2 separate regions of the Homo sapiens genome follow, and region 2 is linked to region 1. A link is a loop called in an ENCODE intact Hi-C map of the cell type or tissue named here. Cell type or tissue: GM12878. All regions are shown on one strand. Each heading gives the region's core, and the rest is flanking DNA. Links, peaks and the distances in the headings are about the cores only. Region 1 overlaps TCF7 (transcription factor 7). Region 2 has its middle 43 kb from the start of TCF7.

Region 1 (6,484 bases), core at 764-5,763:
GGGTGGAGCTCTGCAGACTGAGACACTCAGTTGGCTGTTACTAGTGGGGGCTGCCATCTCTAAATCTGCACCTGGTATTTTCCTGCCTTTTCTGCAAAGCCCCCAGGGAAACAGCCTCAGAACTCCTCAAACACCTCCCTCCCCAGATCCCTGTTTTCCATTCCCTACTGCCAAAGACAGCGGAGCTATGAGGTTGTGCCTTGCCTCGGTCCACGGTGGGCTCCTGGATGGCTGGGCACTGATGGGGAGCTGCATGAATAACTGCCTGGGCTGGGGGTTGCCCAGTCTCAGGGCTGCTGTGTAGTCTCCAGGCTGTGTTGGTAGCATCAACTAGCAGCTCAGTTGCAGCAGCTCCCGGAAGCTTATATTTTCCTCTAAAAACATCCTGTCCTGAGGGGCGTTCACCTCAAAGTGGAGGAAGGAAAACGCAAGTAAACGAATGCATAGAAACCACTGGAGGCCATGGGCCACGCCACTCGGCTAAGTGGGGCTCAGTGAGTTCCGAGGGTGCCTCGGGCCGGGTTGGGCCTAGAGCAGGCCTGTGGTTTGCCAAGGCTGCATGCAGGGACTCCAGTCCCCACCTCCGCTGTGGCAGGCCCCTTTATCTGATGTCAAGGCCAGGCGGTGGGTGGACTGGCCACACGCACCTAGCAGAGCTCTGTGCAACTGTGGCAACAGCCTTGTGCCAGCAGGTGAGACTGAAGCCTCTTGGTCCAGGAGGGTGTGGCCTTGCCATCCCCCACCCCTTCCAGCTCAGGTGGCCACGCATCCACACTCTGTGCTTTTCTGTGCTTTGTGGTGGGCGTCTGGCACAGGGCATCCAGCACGCTGTGGGCAGGGAGCTTGCGGGCCGTCCTTTGGAGAGCACCGTGTCCTGGGCAGTGGTGCCTGGAGCGGGGGCTAGGGATAAAAGGGCATGAGCAGGGGCGCCTCCAGCCTGGCTGGCGCACTCAGCCCTACTGGAGTATATCTGCAGAGATGGGGTCTGCGAAAGCCCACAAATCGAGGCCTGGTCCATATTGCAGGCAAGCCCTGTCCCGCCCCCCAGGAAGTCGATTGTTGTAGTCTGAGGGCTTGAGGGGCATCCTGCTCAGCAACTGGGCAGACTCCTCGGCACAAAGCGCCATTGATGCTGGACAGTGGGGCCCTAGCTCTAGACACAGACGCCTAGGGAGCTGTGGGGCTGACTGGTGGGCCCTAGCAGTGCAAAGAAGGAAAGTGAGAACCGGAGGGGCTGTGCCAGGGGAGCTGGGCCAAGGGCTGAGACCAGCCTGCACTGTGCTTCCCAAGCCACTGCCCTGGCATGGCATGGCCCAGGTGTCTGTCCAGAAGAAGGGGTGCTTTTTCTAATTAGCACAAATGCCCCATGTGAATTAATGGCAGCCCTGATGTTGACTGGTCATTCTGACTCCCAAAGTATTGCAGGCAGGAGAGGACGGGGGTAGGAGGAGGCCAAAGGGTCTTAGGTACCAGGTAGGATGTCCTGAGTCCAAGTAGTGGCCCCAGCTCCTCCCACCTTCCTAACCTGTATGCTGCAGTGACCCTGTGCCCAGCCCCAGCCAGGGTGCCTTATTTAGTGCAGTCACATTTTCCCTAAACACTGGCTTACACACGCCTCCCACCCCACCTGCACTGGACTCAACTTCAAGGGCCCAGCTCTAATACATTCAATATAAATAACTCAGGGCAAAATCCCAGACCACAGGAAGGGCAGGACAGATAACAGTCAACTATAGCACAGTGGATCGGTGCTACAGAAGGAGTTGGGGATGTGAGCATGGCAAGGGACCCCTTCCTCCTCAGATGAGGAGGATAGCATAGACTTCTAGGAGGAAGTCTCATTTATGTGAGTCCTGAAAGATGGATAGGAGTTTGCCAAGCCAAGTGGTGGAAGAGTGCTCCAAGCGGAGGGAATCATGGCCCTCAGAGCCAGTGATGTGGCTGGAGCACAGAGTGAGAAGGGGAGGATGAGGCTGGCACCACTGAAGACCTGGAGAGCCCATAAAGGGCCCTGGCACTGACCTGGTGGAGGAAGGGCTGTGGGGCCACGACTGACTTTCTCACCTTACAGAGCCTTGCTTCCCACATGTGCGAAATGGGAAGAATGTATCATGCCCACCTCAAGTGGGTTGTCACACGTGGCATTTATGTTACTCAGTGTCACCTCTGTGTGCTTGGCAAACAGAACAGTAACCATAGCAATAGCCCACCTTTCTGTCTGGTCAGCCTCTGCTCTGGAGGTAGCACAAGGCTCAAGGTGGAGATCTGCCCTTCCTTCCATGGGCTTTTCCCCAAGGCCTCTCCCAGCTCCAGACCAGGCTTCAGGAGCAGCCCTCTGCTTGAGGGACCTGAGGGAAGAAGTCACAGCCCTGTGGCTGAGGAGGGAGGCATGCACAGGTTCTGGAGGCACCGGGATTCTAGAGGCCTTCATGCAACAAGCCTGCTGAGTGCAGAGCCCAGACAGAGATGACTAACCAGCAGACCCTGCCATCCAGGACCCCCAGGCCAACCTCTCTGCCAGCTAGGCTGGTGGCACCCCAAGCCAGGCCACAGGCCTTTCCACAAAGTGACCCTTAGACTGAGGTCAGGATGAGAGTGGGCCAGACTGGCCCAGAGCAGGAGGAAGTATGGAACATTGCAGAGGGAAGGCACCTGGGCCGGAGGAGCAGGCTGACATGGCTGTGCCGTGGTGAGCAGGGGACATGGCTGGGGCCTTGGGGTCATGCTCAACTACTGCCACCAGGCAGGCTGCCAGTGTAGCCAGAACCCCCATCCCAGGGGTCCTAAAACTTGGAGCATTTTTCAGGTTAGGGAAGCACTGGTTCAGGTCACCCTGACCAGCCAGGCTGGGAAAGGGAGAGACTGTGTTTAGAACTGGGACAGTGTCCTGTGCACAATAACCATAGGCCCTTTGCAGTGTCGTGGGTGTCATCCCAGCTCTGCCACTTACTAGCTGTGTGACCTTGTGCCTCAGCTTCCCCATCTGTCAGGTGGGCGTAGTAGTTGTACCTAATATCATAGGTCTATGTTAGGAGTATCTGAGTTCAACTCTGCACGGTGCTCAGAACTCTGCCTCACACATGGGAAATACTCCGCTCACATTAGCACATGCTTTTCTCTAGGCCTGAAGCATTTTTTTGCCTGGCACATAATAGGAGCTCATAAATACACCCTGACCAAATGGTACCAATAGCGACCAGCTGAGCATCCTGATCTCTTGGGGGGCTGTTTCTGCTGGCACAGTCCCCTGCCACTGGGAGGCGTTCTTGGGAGGGCCTGAACAGGCCTCACCTATCCCCTACCCCCCACAGGCTTGAGGCCAGAGGAAACAGCAACTTTCTTCGCTGGGAAAGTGTTGTGGGGCTCAAGCATTTGGGGGTTTTCAGAGTCAACCGTCAGAGGCGAGGGAGTTTCTCTGCTGGCGGTGGCAAGGGCTGTCAGCGTGCACACAGCCTGCGAGCAGACCGCTGCGGTCTACAGGGAAAATGCCGACTGTGTTTATTTTTCACCTGAGCCTGCAGGAAGTTGGGGGGTGCGGGTTGGGGGGGTGGTGAAGGGGGATGCCAAGCCAGGCCCAAGCTTGACTTCAGAACAGAGGAGAACTACCTCAGGAGTCTCCGTTTCCATCTCCTCCTGCTTGGCCCTGCCTGGCTGTCTTCTGGGCTCCTGTCTGGTAAACAAGAAGGCACGCAGGAGCACCCGAATGAGGAATTCCTAGCCATGGGCTAAGGAAATAGTCCAGAAGGGCGAGGAGCCCCTGTGGGACAGTGGACTGGAGTGGTCTGAGGAAGTCTTTGAGCAGTAAGAGCAATGCAGTGGCAGGAAGGACCACTTTTGCTGGGAGTGAGCCCTGTCACCAGGCATCCAGTAGAAGGCTGGACAGGCACTGGTGGGACAGAGATGACTCTCAGGGTAGCCCTGGGGTGTCTGGGATGGTGGGGGAGACAGAGGGGCAAAGGCAAAGAGCATGGGTCTGGGGTTTGCTGATCAAGCAGTTTGGACTGCTGGTGAGGCATCAATGCATTTAAACATCCCAGCATGCTTTGAGCACTTACTGTGCACCCAGCTCTAGGTTTGGTACTCTGCCCTCAGAGGATGAGGGCAAGAGAGATGAAGGTGTGCCATTGAAATGCTCGGGGCCTGGTGGGGACAATCACCCTAGGCCTGCCTCTTTCCATTGAGGGCTGGGCACAGTCACCATCAGGGAGAGCAGGGGAGGGGGGCTTCAGTCACCAGGCTCCCCATATACATGCCAGGCCCCAGGTGACCCCACCCTGTTGTCTAGGCAGCCTGGCCCTGAGACAGCCTTGTGCTGAGGCCCTGGAGTGGGACGTTCCACTGGGCGAGGGGGACATGGGTGCCAGGCCCTGTGCTAGACGGTTTCCCCTGGCTCCTACCACCGGGCGCAAAGCGGGCTGGGGATTGAGGCTAAGAGGCAGCCTGCATGAATGTGGGAGGGACTGGCCAGGCCCTTGATGCTCTGCCCTGGAGCCCTGGCCACCCCAGGACCTCCAGCTGCCAGTGAGTTCTCTGCCCCACCCCTGCCCATCCAGCACTTCTCCTGTGGTCTGACAGTAGACTCCTGTTTAGTGCGTTTTTTCCCAGTTCCCAAGGAAGGCTGATAGACAGAATGAGCCCACAGCCTGCCAGGCAACACCCCGCAGCACTGCCCATCACATGCATATGTACCAGGCCAGCAGCTGTAGACTGGGCTGGATTCTTTTGGAGGTTTCCTAGGCCCAGCCTGAGCTGTGCTGCAACCTGGGGCTCAGGTGGCAAAGCTGGACCTGGGCCAGGCCCAGCATGGCCAAGGAGGGTCAGCTCTGGCCTCCCCACTCCTGGCAGGAGGGCTCTCCATGGCTTCCTGGCCAAAACTCCTGTGGGTAGCTTCTCAGTAAACCACCTACTCCCAGGGGAAGGGTAGTTTACTGAGAACCTCACCATGGAGCCATGCTCTCACTACCTTGGGGCAGAGCCCCAACTCTGGGCAGAGCAGAGACTCTGGGACTGTCTTCCAAGAGCTGGCACCGTGGACCCCTGGCTCAGCTCCTTAGGCTTCCCTGCCTATTCTGCTAGCCAGGCGCTCGGTCCATCCCAAGGGTCAAAGAGCCAGAGCCAAGGCTGGATGGCAAGGCCTCCTCTGAAGCAGGAGCTTAGACTCGAAAGCCCCCCATGCTCCAGGCATTTGTGCCCTAAGGTGGTGAATGGTGGAATGCTTTCTGGCAGGATCCAATGTTCCTGAAGGAGTAGGCCCTGAGGCTCAGTCTCCGTGCCCTCAGCTGTCACGAGGCCTGGTCAGGGCTGATGTTGCCTGGCTGGCTGGTGTTATTCTAGGAACCTGTTAGGATAAAAACACCCCAGGGGTTTCCAGGAAACTTCCTACTTTAACAGGCCCTTGGCTCCTTCTCCCTGGAACTTTAGGACAGAGGAGAACTTTTGCATCTGTGACCAATGAGGTGAGTAGGACTGGTATTCTCATCTCCGTTTTACAAGGAGAGAAAATGCAGCCCCAGAGAAGGATGAGACTGGCCCAGGATCCTCCAATAAAAGGTCAGTGAAAAGGTCAGCAAGCCTAGAGCCAGGCTTCCCAACCTACCTCACATCATGGCACACTTTCAGCATTATCACTGGAGTAAATGAAGAAGGATGCTGGAGGCTAAAGCACCCATGGGAAGCCCCAGGCATTGTGAACAAGGAAGAGAGTAGAAGGTGCTGGGGTTACAGAGGGAGCAGGAGCCAGATCACGTAGAGCTTTACTTATTTGAGACAGCATCTCACTCTGTCACCCAGGCTGGAGTGCAGTGGCACAATCACGGCTCACTGCAGCCTCGATCTCCAGGGCTCCAATGATCCTCCTCCCTCAACCTTCTGAGTAGCTGAGGCTACAGGCATGCACCACCATGCCCAGCTAGTTATTTTTATTTTATTTTTAGTAGAGACAAGGTCTCGCTATGTTGCCCAGGCTGGTCTTGAACTCCTGACCTAAAGCAGTCCTCCTCCCTCAGCCTCCCAAAGTGCTGGGATTACAGGCATGAAGCCACTGCGCCCAGCCCACAGAGAATTTTGTAGGCCCCAGGTCAGGAGATACCGTGGGAAGCCACTGGAAGCTTTAGGCAGAAGTGACACGATCTGATTCCTGTTGCTGCTGGATTGAGGACTGGCGGAGGGGCAGGAGAGAAGCATGGGTCTAAGGAGGGAGCTGCTGCAGTCATCCAGGTGCAAAGTGATGGTGGCTTGGACTGGGTGCGGGCAAGGAGGAAGTGGTGGGATTCTAGACACATTTTGAAGGTAGAGCATTAGGATTTGCTGACAAATTGGATATGGAGTATCAGAGAAAAAGGAGTCAAGGATGACTCCAAGATCTTTAGTCTGAGCAGCTGAAAGGATGGAGTTACCATTAACTGGGTAAGAAGACAGGGAGGAGCGTTTGGGGCAGGAAGTCAGAGGTTCCGATCTGGATATGTTGAGTTTAGGGGGCATTTCA
Region 2 (6,484 bases), core at 1,025-6,024, 61 kb before region 1:
TCTCATTTTAAACCCTCCCAATTAGTTGCTATCATTGTTGTTGTTTTATACACAAGGATTATGAGATTTACCCAACATATATTCTTTTTCCCCTTAGTATTGTGTCTTCCGTTCCACTCCTATCAGTTTTTTTTTTCTTTTTGAGGAATACTCTTCAGCAATTTTTTCAATGAGGGGATGTATGTGAAAATGTTTCTCAGTGCTTTTTTTTTTTTTGTCTGAAACGTCATTATTTTGCACTCATTCTTGAACAACACGTATTTTAGTTTAGAATTTGGGGAAAACAATTATTTTCCCTCAGCCCTTTGAAGATATTATTCAGATCTCTTTTGTTGCTAATGAGAAGGCTGTTTACTTATGATTTCTTTGTAGGTAATTTTTCTTTTTTCTGTGGTTTCTTTTAGGATTTTCTCATTGTCTTTGGTGTCAAGAAGTTTCACTACAACGTGGCTAGGTATAAAGTGATTTATATTTTCTCTGTTCGGAAACCACTGTGCCTCTTCAGCCTGAGGAGTCACAGACCCAACAGTTCTGGAAAATTATTAGCTGTCAGCTCTTTGCATATTGCTTCTTCCCCATTCTCTCCATTGTCTTCTGCCGAAATTAATAGTAGAGGTGTTTCTTCCACTTACTCTATCCTCTGTGCATCTTGGTCTTCTTTTCTCATTTCTTTTCAGTGTTTTAAAAATCTCTAAGCTGAATCAGTACACTTATCTAAAGTGAATTTAGAACAGAAAAAAACTTCTCTGGGAGGTGACTGTGTGTGTGTGTGTGTGTGTGTGTGTGTGTGTGTGTGTGTGTGTTCACGTGCGCCTTTTAGTAAAAGCAAAGTTTACTTAGTAGCAGTCCTCTCTGGGAGTCCCAGCAAGACTCCCACCCACACAGCCACCCCCCATGTTTTACTGTGCTTTCAGAAGAAAAAAAATGAATGTTAAAGAAATCAGAAGCACAAAATGAATTACAGTAATAATCTGCCAAATTAGAAACAAAAACTTCAAAGGATCACCAGAGCTGACTAGAGATAAGGGAAATTTTTTTAGTGTTCTCTAAACCTTATGGTGCAGGATGGAGGGGCCCATTTCAATGGGCTATAGTCCCAACCCTCTGAATAAATCCTGGGAGAACATAGTTCTCAATACTTCTCCACCAGCCATCACCTAATAATTCAGGAGTGTTCTTAATCAGAGGAACATATGAAGGTGGAGCAGGGCAGGAGGAAGGAATGATGATCCCCTCAGAGGTGAGGGGTCTCTCCCATAGCCAGCTGATCACCACCTATTAGGAAGGAAGCTGAATGTCTGACAAGTCCTGGAAGCTTCCTCTACCACCCAGGCCTCCTGAATGGCATCGAAGAAAGGTTGAATCATCAGACCCGGAGCCTCTAGGAGACCACACTATGGCCTTTGGGGAGTGAGGGGGTCTCACTCCTGCTTCTCAGCGTTTCTCTTTATTTCTCTACCTTTGAGGGTTCGGGTTGGGTTAGGGCTGGTTTGCATGCTGATGGATGTGTCAAAAGTGTTTGAACCAGAGCAACTCCATCTTGAGTAAAATGAGGCTGAGACCTACTGGGTTGCATTGCCAGATGATTAAGGCATTCTAAGTCACAGGATGAGATAGGAGGTCGGGACAAGATACAGGTCATTGAGACCTTGCTGATAAAACAGATTGCAGCAAAGAAGCTGGCCAAAACCCACCACAACCAAGATGGCGACAAGAGTGACCTATCTTCATCCTTACTGCTACACTCTCACCAGCACCCTGACAGTTTACAAATACCATGGCAACATCAGAAAGTTACCCTATACGGTCTAAAAAGGGGAGGCATGAATAATCCACCCCTTGTTTAGCATGTGATAAAAAAAAAACAGCCATACAAATGGGCAACCAGCAGCCCTCTGCTCTGTCTGTGAAGTAGCCATTCTTTTATTCCTTTACTTTCTTATTTTTTTTGGAGGTGGAGCCTCGCTCTGTTGCCCAGGCTGGAGTGCAATGGCGTGATCTCGGCTCACTGCAACCTTTGCTTCCCAGTTTCAAGCGATTCTCCTGCCTCAGCCTCCCGAGTAGCTGGGATTATAGGTGCCTCCCAGCATGCTCGGTTAATTTTTTTTATTTTTGGTAGAGATGGGGTTTCATCCTATCTAGTCACCCTAGTCCAAGAGCTAGGCTGCTGTCCGTGATCTGCCCATCTCGGCCTCCCAAAGCGCTGGGATTACAGGCTTGAGCCACCACGCCTGGCTGAACTAAGGTTTTATCTAAACAACATTTATTTTTAAATACATGATTATGGCGTAGAGTATTAAACATTTCAGAAACGCCTAAGATAATCACAGTCATCCTTTAATCCCAGCACCCAGAGAGAACCACTACTAAGAATGTGTTGTCTTATTTCCTTCCAGTCTTTTTTCCATACAGGCTTATATAGTTATTGGTTAACAATGTCAAGAGCAATTTTTTTTGTTCATAGTAAATATTCTATGTCATCATTACTCATGATTTGAAGTCTCGGATTTTCCCCAATGCTGTCTGGCCGGTGGTAAACTATTAGTTTATTAGTGAATATAATAATCTCTACTGCTGAATATTCCCACGGTTTCCCAGTTCTAAGCAATGCTCCAATGCGTCATAGCACATACCTTTTTGCACGTATCTGCGATTATTTTCTAGGCAGCAAGGAGGTGCTGGATCAGAGGTCTGCACAGTTTTAAAGAACTTGTACAAATTTATTGCCAAAATGGCTCGTAGGATTTTCACAGGAAACCGGTCCAAGCGTCACCATCCCCAGCCGCTTCCCAGGGGCGTAAACCCCGCCCAGCAGAGGAACCTAGGGGTGGGGGCTCTGACGTCCCACCCTGAGTCCCGAGGGGTGACCAATCTTTCAGGCAGTGTTAGGGGTTAACCCAACACACCTCGACCCCGCGACCCCGGAGGCGGATTCCCCCGAGGGGATCCTCGGCCCAGCCTTCCTGGGGGATGAATTTACAAAGAGTTCCCAGCGGGTGCCACCCTCCCCTTCCCTTGGAAGGCGCTCAGCCACTGCCAAGGTGCGGACGCAGCGGGGGCGGCGCCGTGCGGGAGGGGGCAGCCAGCGCGGCCACTTCAAAGCGCCGCGTGTAGGGCGGCAGGGGAAGGGCTGGACTTGGAGGCCCACAAAGGGACTCGCCCCTTCCCCCCAACCCTGGGCCCAGCCGCGCCAGCTGTGCAGGTGGCGACATCCTCCTCGCCCAGCCTCGGGGGAGCGCCCTTCTCCACGCCTCCAACCCACCCTGTCATTCCCACCTAGAGACCCTCAGCCTCAGGGCTCTCAGCCTCCGGCACTTTTGGCTGCGTGTGGTAAATGCAGATGACCAGCTTCACCCAGACCAAAAGTAACACCTTAAGCTTTTCCACCACGCAGAATTCCCCTTAGCCTTGACTTTCGTTTTTTGGGTGAGGGGTGAGTGTCTTGAAAGAAATGAGAAGTTAAGTTTTGAGTCTGAAAGAATTAAAATTCTCTGCCCCCACCCCCACCCAGTTCCAGTATTAGTGCGGAGTTGGAGGGTGGCTGTGGGTTGAGGGGTGGGGTGCTGGATCCTGGACACAGCATGGCCTTGCCCTTAGCCCTTGTGGGCGGACCTGGGGTCTGCGAAATGCTGACATAATGGTCACAGATCCACTCCACCCCTCCTGCTTGGGAAGGGAGAAGCCAGTCTCCCCTCTCTGTACATGCTCCTCTGTGGTGGGCCTGTCCCAGGGTAACCCCTGGATAGGAGGCTGGAGTTTACCCCCAGGGCTCCTTTGGCATCTGAGGTTGTGTGGAAGTTGTTTCTGGTAGTGGAATCCAGTCCCCCACAGCAGCAGCGATGCAAAGGGGTTCTCAAGTAGCTGAGCAGCTCGCCCTAGGGTCCAGCCCACCGATTCCAGGGAATGCAAAGGCTAGTCCATCTTGCAGACACCTTCTAAGAACTTCATCTCATTATTTACTCAACAGGGACTGTTAGGCACCTACTATATATTAGATGTTGGGCTTACAACCATGAACAATAACCAGTCAAGAGAGACAGGACTTTATACGTTACCCAACCAGAGAGAGAGGGTACCCCAAATATTACTGCCCAGGATTAAAACTGGAGCCAGACTCTGTCCCACTGAAGGGGCAGGACCTGCTGCAGCTCTCAGGAGCTCCAAAGGAGCTTCCATCCATCTCACAGGATTTGTGGTCACTTTGTGGTAGGTAACAGAGCCTCCTTCCCACCTCCCTTCGCTACCTGCAACAAACAGAGGAACCTGCAGTTGACGGGAATCCTCTTTCTCATGATCAAGGTGGCTGATGTTCATGGACAGCACACTGGGGGGAAAGGACCAGGAGTTCTGTGAACTGCAGGGTGACACAGCTCTGCTCTGGGCAGAAACACCGGACAAATGCCCATTGGGTCTGACCATCAGCCTGCAACTGGACCATCCTCAGGTGCAGAAGTGTCCAAGCCACCAAGTAAGCCCAGGAAGGGCAGTAAGTCTTTCTGGATGGTCTTTAGTTCCAAGGGTCCCAGCTCCAGGTTCCTCCTACCTCTGCCCCAGTGATGGTCTCCTCCAACCCCATTGTGACCTCCTGCAGTCCAGCTGGGAACAAAGAGAACATCAGGGTCTTGAAACCTCAAGACTTTTAGAAGACCTTCTCTGGGGATGTGGTCTCCCGTTGTTTCTGTTATGAAAACCCCAGAGCACTTCCCAATCATGTTGTGTAAACAGCTCGCTGCCAGCCTCAGAACCCTTCATTTAGCTCCAAAGGGAAGAATGGGGTGAGTCGCTCACTGCACGGGGGTGGGCGGTTGGATGCCAAGAAAAGGACAGTCCTGCAGGCTATGTCAAGAGTCAAGAGGTCCTAGGCTTTTAGGCCTAGCTGGAACATCTGACCCGGCAGCCCTGTTAGCCAGACCTCTGGACCCATCACCAGTGCCCTGAAGCCCCTGCCTCCCAAAGGGATGCCAGGTAGGGCACCTACCTCTTAGTAGAGGGAGGGGCCCAAGATTAATTCTCCTTGAATATTGTCTTCCTAGGATGATGTGACTCTTCAAGTAAGTAGAGGCTGAGCAGCTAACACCCTGAGGCAGCAATTCCCAAAGTCCTTAAACCAGGGGCATCGCATGGGAACTTGCTAGAAATGCAAATTCTCAGGCCTCATCCCAGTCCTCCTGAATCAGAAATTCCAGGGGTCTGGCCCGCCAATGTATAGCTTAAAAACCTCTCCAGGTAGTTTCCATACCCAACAAAGTTTGAGCATCACTGCTGTGGGTTGAGGAAGACATATTATTTTACCCTTTACTTGAATACCTCCTCTGATGCAGACCTCATCGCCAAACAAAACAGCCATCCTTGAGTTGAGCTAAGCTGAGTCACACACAAGGATGTTTGCTACAGTGTTGCTTGTCATGGTGACAATCTGGAAACAATGTGAATGTTCATCAGAGAGAGGATGGCAAATAACCCATGGAATACACACTGGAGAATACTAAGCAGTCATTTAAAAAGAAGGAAGTAGGTTTATATACATTGATGTGCAAAGATCTCCAACATGTACCAGTAGCTGAAAAAGGAAGCTGCTGAATAATACATATAACTCAGACTTGTGTGTGTGTGTGTGTGTATATCCCAAACAAAATTATTTTTGTATCTACATACTTAACAATGAAAATGCATTTAAAAAAGACTGGAAGAAGACACATCCAACCAATAACCCTAAGTGGGGGACAGAGATGGGAGAACTCTAGCTTTAAAAATGTTATGTTTTTTCCCATTATTTGTATTATATATGTCACTGAAAGTCAGCCTAAGAATGAATAAAAGCTGGCTGGGCGCAGTGGCTCACACCTGTAATCCCAGCACTTTGGGAGGCTGAGGCGGGCAGATCATGAGGTCAGGAGATTGAGACCAGCCTGGCTAACATGGTGAAACCCCATCGCTCCTAAAAATGCAAAAAATTACTTGGGCGTGGTGGCAGGCACCTGTAGTCCCAGCTACTCGAGAGGCTGAGGCAGGAGAATGGCATGAACCCGGGAGGCAGAGCTCGCAGTGAGCCAAGATCCTGCCATTACACTGGGCCACAGAGCCAGACTCCATCTCAAAATAAATAAATAAATAAATAAATAAATAAATAAATAAATAAATAAATAAAAGCTTTGAAATGACATCTACTTTGAAAAAGGACATTAAACTTGGGAGCAAACATGCTAGCATGGGGGTGTTCTGTGACCTCATGTCAGACACAGAGCCTGGGTGGGAGTTGGGCCCCAGGGAACTGACCCTGACTTACCAATGCGAGATCACCCCGAGAAGAGGGAAGAGGGGCTCACAGTGTAAGTCCAGGGCAGAGGTTTGGTTGCCAGGTAGCAGCTTACAGGCCACCAGTCAGGCCTGGTCAACCAACCTATGAGGTACCCGTGGCAGCCTCACCCTTCCCAGGCCTCTTCTCCTCCAGGTTTAGCCCACCCAGCCCCAGTCACTCAGTGGT

The links. Peaks named below come from ENCODE experiments on the same cell type or tissue, not always from the same donor. Only the 100,000 strongest peaks of a DNase experiment are listed, where the experiment ranks them.
Region 2: it touches region 1 in a loop (3-fold over the local background); 8 of 110 quality-filtered maps call a loop at or near these places.

The regions. Positions count from the first base shown.
Region 1 is chr5:134,129,209-134,135,692 of GRCh38, forward strand. The region is part of intron 3 of TCF7 (transcription factor 7); the gene reads left to right. Among named protein-coding and RNA genes, the nearest start is that of TCF7, 18 kb to the left of the region's middle. RefSeq lists enhancers at 1-737, 738-1,559, 3,126-3,435. In GM12878, for the core only: a CTCF peak has its summit at 3,253; a DNase peak (open chromatin) is centred at 3,383; H3K4me3 peaks cover 418 bases; H3K27ac peaks cover 4,061 bases.
Region 2 is chr5:134,068,209-134,074,692 of GRCh38, forward strand. It overlaps a transcript of VDAC1 not described here. Among named protein-coding and RNA genes, the nearest start is that of TCF7, 43 kb to the right of the region's middle. RefSeq lists silencers at 2,970-3,029, 3,110-3,229 and an enhancer at 3,700-3,799. In GM12878, for the core only: CTCF peaks have their summits at 2,649 and 3,230; DNase peaks (open chromatin) are centred at 2,613, 3,055 and 3,393; H3K4me3 peaks cover 1,978 bases; H3K27ac peaks cover 1,369 bases.